2 separate regions of the Homo sapiens genome follow, and region 2 is linked to region 1. Evidence: chromatin contacts called from ENCODE Hi-C or POLR2A ChIA-PET data. All regions are on one chromosome and are shown on one strand. The core of a region is the stretch at or near the end of the contact, and the rest is flanking DNA. Distances in the headings are between cores, read along the strand shown. Region 1 holds the start of TEFM (transcription elongation factor, mitochondrial). Region 2 overlaps CRLF3 (cytokine receptor like factor 3).

The links. Hi-C counts contacts between places; a loop is a spot of excess contacts on that map. ChIA-PET counts read pairs that join two places held with the same protein, here RNA polymerase II (POLR2A). Pooled maps may share reads with other maps.
Region 2: a map of B cell shows a loop between it and region 1 (12-fold over the local background). The contact joins the enhancer-like site here to the promoter of TEFM in region 1. A Hi-C loop is called at or near these places in 1 of 168 maps with a recorded cell type or tissue (B cell) and 7 of 50 pooled maps. POLR2A ChIA-PET finds 5 or more read pairs at or near these places in 6 of 52 experiments (B cell, HEK293, K562 and 2 more).

Annotation. Positions count from the first base shown.
Region 1 is chr17:30,904,519-30,908,265 of GRCh38, reverse strand. TEFM (transcription elongation factor, mitochondrial) reads left to right here and starts at 2,028. Exons shown (of 4, transcript NM_024683.4): 1 at 2,028-2,098; 2 at 3,737-3,747. The coding sequence starts at 2,068. RefSeq lists enhancers at 490-1,290, 1,269-1,538.
Region 2 is chr17:30,807,247-30,810,993 of GRCh38, reverse strand. All of the region lies in intron 1 of CRLF3 (cytokine receptor like factor 3), which reads left to right. Among named protein-coding and RNA genes, the nearest start is that of CRLF3, 16 kb to the left of the region's middle. Within about 2 kb of position 1,938, at least 8 of the 41 ENCODE cell types and tissues checked have a DNase peak (open chromatin) inside an H3K27ac peak, as active enhancers do; they include B cell, where a contact is called at or near this core.

The sequences.
Region 1 (3,747 bases), core at 779-3,278:
CGGCTAATTTTTTGTATTTTTTAGTAGAGACGGGGTTTCACCGTGTTATCCAGGATGGTCTCGATCTCCTGACCTCGTAATCCCCCCTCCTCGGCCTCCCAAAGCGCTGGGATTACAGGCGTGAGCCACCGTGCCGGCCTTCCTGTCCTCATTTTAATTAGTTACATCTACAATGACCTTATTTGGAAATAATAAGGTACTGGGGGTTAGGACTTCAACAAATCTGTTTTGAGGGATGCAATTCAATCATAACATCTCAGTAAACTGAATAAGCCCTACAGTTGAGGAAATTATTTCCTCCTGATTTGGAGGATTTTGCAGAAAAAAGTTGATGTTATTTCTTGTTAGATTCCTAAGTTCCCCAGAAACTGCCAAGGTTTCTAGACTTCCTATGAGCAATTTTTTTTCTTTTTTTGAGACAAGGTCTGGCTCTGTCCCCCACGCTGGAGTGTGGTGACACGATCTCCACTCACTGCAACCTCTACCTCCCGGGCTCAGGTGATTCTCCCACCTCAGCCTCCTGAGTAGCTGGGATAACAGGCGTGCTCCACCACACCCGGCTAATTTTTTCGTAGAGACGGGGTTTCGCCATGTTGCCCAGGGTGGTCTGGAACTCAAGAGCTCAAGCGATCCGCCCGTCTCGGCCTCCCAAAGTGCTGGAATTACACTTTGGGAGCCACTGCTCCCGACCAGCACATTTTATTAATACTTATGATTCCCCTACATCCCCACTGCCTTCCAGACACAAACAATCAACCCATTGCTGCCTCATAAAAACGCAAACTCATCACCTTTCCCTCCCTCCTGAATTCCCCGTTTTTCACAAAACTGGCTCCCCATCTTCCAGAAATAATTCTTTTCTTTCCACTCTCCTTACATCTCCTAGGTTCAATTCCTTACGGTTGGCCAGGCGCAGTGGCCCACGCCTGTAATCCCAGCACTTTGGGAGGCCGAGTCGGGCGGATCACCTGAGGTCAGGAGTTCGAGACCAGCCTGGCCAACATGGTGACACCTGTCTCTACTAAAAATACAAAAATTAGCCGGGCGTAGTGGCGCTCGCCTGTAATCTCAGCTACTCGGGAGGCTGAGGCACGAGAATCACTTGAAATCGGGAGGCGGAGTTTGCAGTGAGTCCAGATCGCACCACTGCACTCCAACCTGGGCGACAGAGCAAGACTGTTAAAAAAAAAATTCCTTACGCTTGCCTCTCACCTGGGAAGATACACTCTCTTCGCGACTTCTCATTGCTCCCAGGCTCTTCACCTGCAATCCAGCCTCACATTCGCTATACAGTATATGGCCAATTTTCTAGGAACACTCTCCAGTCTGACTGCAAATCATAAACCTCGGGGACTTCAGGCTTCCTATCTGGTGGAGTATTCAACTGCTCCACCCATTATTCAAGGACCAACTAAATTCGGCGCTACATTCATCTCCCTTTATCCCTTCTAAGAGGAATACCGCTCCAGCGCCAACGCAATCTCCTCCTCCCTCGCCTTTACCTAATCCCTTGCCTGCCCTGTTTCCCCGCTGAGCTCCTCAAACACTTCGCATCTCTCCCCGTTATTCCAGTCTACCTGGTGAAAAGGTTATTTGAGGACCTTGTCTACGCTGCCCCTACCTGATCCCGCTCCCGGCGCCACAGGCTGGGCCCCAACAGGAGCTCCTCAATCTAAGTGTCTAGGAGAAACCCAGGGAGTCTCCACGAAGGAGGCACTTTACCCACTACAGACTAAAACTGGCCTCGGAATCGCCTTCCTGGAGATTCGGCCCAGCGGCTCTCAGGAGTCGGTAGGGGCAAGAACGTTTCCCCGGTGCAGTGGAAGAAGACTGCGGGCCAGCCAGGGACTCGGGATCCGGGGACAGGGCCTCGGCAGGCGCCCGCCTGGAAGCCCGCAGCCCAGACGCGGACGACCCACTGCTCAGCGGGACACACCTCGGGCCTTGCCCCGGAACGCCGCTTGGACAACAACCTTTCCGCCGAGTGCAGGCCGAGCGCTTTTGGGCGCAGCACGCAGGAACCGGAAGTCAATGGAGGAAGACTGGACCTACTGATTCAACTTGGAGATGAGCGGGTCTGTCCTCTTCACGGCGGGAGGTAGGGTGCTTGGAACACTGGGGTGATTTCCCGTCTGTCATTAGCCTCTGACCCTAGAGGCTAATGGAATACGGCGGGAGGTAGGGTGCTTGGAACACTGGGGTGATTTCCCGTCTGTCATTAGCCTCTGACCCTAGAGGCTAATGGAATACGGCTGGAGGTATTCTGGAGGAACCTGGAGTGTTTCCTTCCTCATGTCCCTCATGTCCTAGAGTGTTTCCTTCCTCATGTCCCTTGTTCAGGCCCCTCTCTTGGGGCCCCAGCCTAGCTGACGGGGCAGTTTTCGGAACATTTGTGCTTCCCCGGCCTCAGGGTCCACGGGTGGCTCCTCAGAGTGGGCGGATGGTTCACATTCTCACAGCCGCTTGCTTACCTCTGGCCACATTACTTTCCTGTGGCTGCGATGTTAGAGTGACTTCCCACTGGTTTTACAAAGTTATGCATTGTATGGTGTTTCTCATACTTGCAAAAACGTCATGTAGAAGTCTTGAAAAGTGTACGGAAGAAAGTAAAACTGCCCTTAAATCTATCACTTAGCTGAAACATTTCTTATAAACGTACAAAATTTAATTTTATTTAGTTCCACCAGATGAGATACTAAAATGTGAAAATGGAAGTGAAGACAAAACCCTTTTTTTTTTTTTTTTGAGACGGAGTTTCGCTCTTGTTGCCGAGACTGGAGTGCAATGGTGCGATCTCGGCTCACCGCAACCTCCGCCTTCCGGGCTCAAGCGATTCTCCTGCCTCAGCCTCCCGAGTAGCTGGGATTACAGGCATGTGCCACCACGCCCGGCTAATTTTGTATTATTAGTAGAGACAGGGTTTCTCCATGTTGGTCAGGCTGGTCTCGAACTCCCGACCTCAGGTGATCCGCCCACCTCGGCCTCCCAAAGTGCTGGGATTATAAGCGTGAGTCACCGCGCCCGGCCTAAGACAAACCTTAACAGGAAATATTAGTTACAAAAAGATTCCTCTAAATTAAAAATATCAGAAACTTTAAGCAGTTGGAATAATTATTTCAACTACTTGCTTCCTGATGGGTATAAAATACAATTTTCTAGGTAGTAAAACTTCGGACTGATCCATAAATATCGGGAGACATCTCTCGTGACTTGAAAACAACAAAAGCTCTATTTAAAACTCTATATAATATAGTTTAAAAACTAATCCTCTTTTAAAGATGATTCTCGGGCCGGGCACAGTGGCTCACGCCTGTAATCCCAGCACTTTGGGAGGCTGAGGTGGGCGGATCACGAGGTCAGGAGATGGAGACCATCCTGGCTAACACTGTGAAACCCCGTCTCTACTAAATATACAAAAAATTAGCCGGGCGTGGTGGCAGGCGCCTGTAGTCCCAGCCACCTGGGAGGCTGAGGCAGGAGAATGGCGTGAACCTGGGAGGCGGAGCTTGCAGTGAGCCGAGATCGGCCACTGCACTCCAGCCTGGGCAACAGAGCAAGACTCCGTCTCAAAAAAAAAAAAAAAAGATGATTCTCCAAGACAATTTAATATTGTCCTCTATTAGTTCTTAAATTCCAGGAAAGTATTTGTGACTTTGCAAAGGATCTAGTCAAGCTTGCAACTAACCCCAAAGGAAGTAGGACATCCAACTTATATTTTGCTAAATTTTCCTTTTAGAGAGGTGGAGA
Region 2 (3,747 bases), core at 689-3,188, 97 kb after region 1:
CTTTAGCCTCCCAAGCAGCTGGGACTACAAGCCATGCCACCACACACAGCTGATTTTTTGTATTTTTTACTAGAGACAGAGTTTTGCCATGTTGCCCAGGCTGGTCTTGAACTCCTGGACACAAGTGATCCGTCCTTCAAAAGTGCCGGGATTATAGGCATGAGCCACCGCACCTGGCCTCTACATATGTCTTTTTAGTAACTAAACTCTGGAGGAAAATATATCAGTCACTGTTGTTTTGGAGGGTTGTGAAGGAAATACTCCCTAAGCTTTTGGGTGGCTTAGTATTGAAATACAAACTTGATGAATTTTTGGCATTTTGTGAGCTCTTAATCATGTTAAAATTTTAAAACAGTTGCTTTGGGGTTATATTCAGCTGTAGTGGAAACTTTGTAAGTTTTGTTTTTTATTATTTATTTATTATTTTTTTTTGAGGTGGAGTCTTGCTCTATTGCCCAGGCTGGAGTGCGATGGCACTATCTTAGCTCACTGCAACCTCCGCTTCCCGGGTTCAAGTGATTCTCCTGCCTCAGCCCAGTAGCTGGGACTACAGGCGTGCACCACTACGCTTGGGTAATTTTTGCATTTTTAGTAGAGACGGGGTTTCACCATGTTGGCCAGGCTGGTCTCGAACTCCTGACCACCTGATCTTGTGATCCACCTGCCTGGGCCTCCCAAAGTGCTGGGATTACAGGCATGAGCCAATGTGCTCAGGCCAAAACTTTGTAAGTTTTAATGGTCTGTTACATTAAAGGTTTTAGTGGCAGATTATTTCAAAATATTATTGATCAACATAAACAATGTATATTACAGTTTCCTGTTTGAAATCTTGTCTGTCATTTGTATTCTTAAATCTATTTTGTTACAAATCACCACAGTTGTTTTTGCCTTGAATGACTAGGTAGCATTTGAAGCTGATTGGTTGTCCACCACACAATTCTTTACACAGGGACAGGAAATACTACGTGTTATACCAAGAAGTGTCTTTAGCCAATACATAATTTACAGATTTATCTGGGAGCTCTTTTAAAATAGTGTTCTATGGCCGAGCGCGGTGGCTCACACTTGTAATCTCAGCACTTTGAGAGGCCGAGGCAGGAGGATTGCTTGAGTCCAGGAGTTCGAGACCAGCCTGGGCCACATGATGAAAATCCGTCTCGACAAAAAATACAAAATATAGCTGGGTGTAGTGACACATGCCTGTGGTCCCAGCTACCTGGGAGGCTAAGGTGGGAGAATCACCTGAGCCCAGGAGTTCGAGGCCGCAGTGAGTTGTGATTGTACCACTGCTCTCCAGCCTGGACGACCAAGTGAGAACCTGTCTCAAAAAAAAAGTGTCCTGTAAGTACAAAACAGCATGGTGTAATGAAAGAGCATAGTCTTTGGAGTTAGACTGTTTCTGGCACTGCGAAGCCTTGGGTAAGTTGTCTTCTTTCTCTTCTTTGGTCCTCACTTTCTGAAAGTGCATTGTGAAGATTTATTGAGTTAACAGTGAACGCATGGAACCATTGGTACCACATCAAATATGAAGAAATTCACTCAGCAGTGGAGCTGCATTTTTAAATTAGTTTCATAAAGTCAAGCAAATGAACTTGATTAGTTACATGATTGGATTAAAGGTGACTAGGCTTTAAATCATGAAATATTTCAAGGAAAAGAAAATGATCCCATGGTGGTATCAAGTTTCAAATGGCAGTGGTTGGGATTCTATGAGCAAAAGGGACCAAATTTACAATGAGAGTACAGGAGGTGAATTTGGAAATTGAGTCTCATTTTTTTAGCCCTCTGTCTGTTTTGTGTTCACTTACTTCCTTTTTTCTGAGGTTCTGAAACAAAAACAAAACGTAGGCTCTGCAACAGCTGAAGGAGCTTTTGAATTCTTTCTGAAGAGGAAATTGACTTTACCTAACCAATGCACTTCCTGTGTATGCTATATCCGCTAAAGAGCAAGACAGGACCTCAGAGGCACAGTGCTCAACTGCAGAATTTCCTCTTGGCCATTCGAAATGTATTACAGCGTTCTGACACAAGGTCTTCACTTATTCTGGTATCTGTAATATGTATACAAAGCAACTGAGGGTCCTGTTAAAAATACAGATTTGGCCGGGTGCGGTGGCTCATGCCTGTAATCCCAGCACCTTGGGAGGCTGAGGCGGGCAGATCACAAGGTCAGGAGTTCGCGACCAGCCTGGCCAAAATGGTGAAACCCCGTCTCTACTAAAAATACAAAAAAATTAGCTGGGCTTGGTGGCGCATGCCTGTAATCCCAGCTACTAGGGGGGCTGAGGCAGGAGAACTGCTTGAACCTGGGAGGCGGAGGTTGCAGTGAGCCGAGTTGGCGCCACTGCACTCCAGCCTGGGCGACAGAGCAAGACTCAAAAAAAAAATATATATATATACAGGTTTGGCTGGGCGCGTTGGCTCACGCCTGTAATTCCAGCACTTTGGGAGGCTGAGGCAGAAGGATCACCTGAGGTCAGGAGTTCGAGACCAGCCTGACCAATATGATGAAACCCCATCTCTACTAAAAATACAAAAATTAGCCAGGCATGGTGGCATGCGCCTGTAATCCCAGCTACTCAGGAGGCTGAGACAGGAGAATCACTTGAACCCGGGAGGTGGAGGTTGCAGTGAGCCAAGATTGCTCCATTGCACTGCAGCCTGGGTAACAAGAGCAAAACTCCATCTCCAAAAAAAAAAAAAAAAAAAAAAAAAATATAGGTTCTAGGGGAGGAGGAGGAAAGAAAAAAAATTCATGTTCTGATTTAGCAGTTCTGGGTGGGGCCTGAGATTCTGAATTTCTAACAGTATCCCAGGGGTTGTGTTAAAATCATAAGGTATTCTCTCTTTGGTTCTTTTAGAAAGTTCTTTGAAACACACATGATTAACTGCGTTTTCACTCAACAGCATTTGTTTACCAGATGCTATGTAGATGAGGGCCCAGTTTGCAAAGATCTCATAGTTGAATGGTGAGCTGAATCAAGTGCAATTTGGGTTTATGGCCTTTCTTTCTTTTTAAAATTTTTACTTGGATTTATTTCACAGAAATTCTTTGGTAAATACAGAAATTAGTTAACAATTAATTTAGGATTTCTCTTTGTGATTTAAAGAATTATTTTACTAACTGCATAAATATTATTATAACTGCGTTAATGTCAAATGGAGAGAAAAGGGCTGGATGAGGTGGCTCACGCCTTATCCCAGCACTTTGGGAGGCTAAGGTGGGTGGATCACCGGAGATCAGGAGTTCAAGACCAGCTTGGCGAAACTTTGTCTCTACTAAAAATACAAAAATTAGCCAGGCGTGGTGGCATGCGCCTGTAATCTCAGCTACTCAGGAGACTAAGGCAGGAGAATCTCTTGAACCCAGAAGGCAGAGGTTGCAGTGAGCCGAGATTGCGCCACTGCACTCCAGTCTGGGCCACAAGAGTGAAACTCTGTGTCAAAAAAAAAAAAAAAAAAAAAAAAAAAAAAAAGGAAAGAAAATTGTTTCTATGGTCTGCCCACCCAGTAAATGATACTGCTCTTTTTCTGTTTTAGTCCTTGGGCATGGGCATTTTTTGTTTTTACATGGTCGTGAACATTGCTGGGAAACAATATTGTATTCTGCTTTTTAAATTTAGAGAGAATTTAGAGAATAAATAGAAAGTTTTTAAATCTCTATATTAACTGTTGAAATATTGTCCTTTATTCATATTTTGATATGTTCTTTCTTGGTGGATTTTTCTTATACTTTAAACTTTCTTG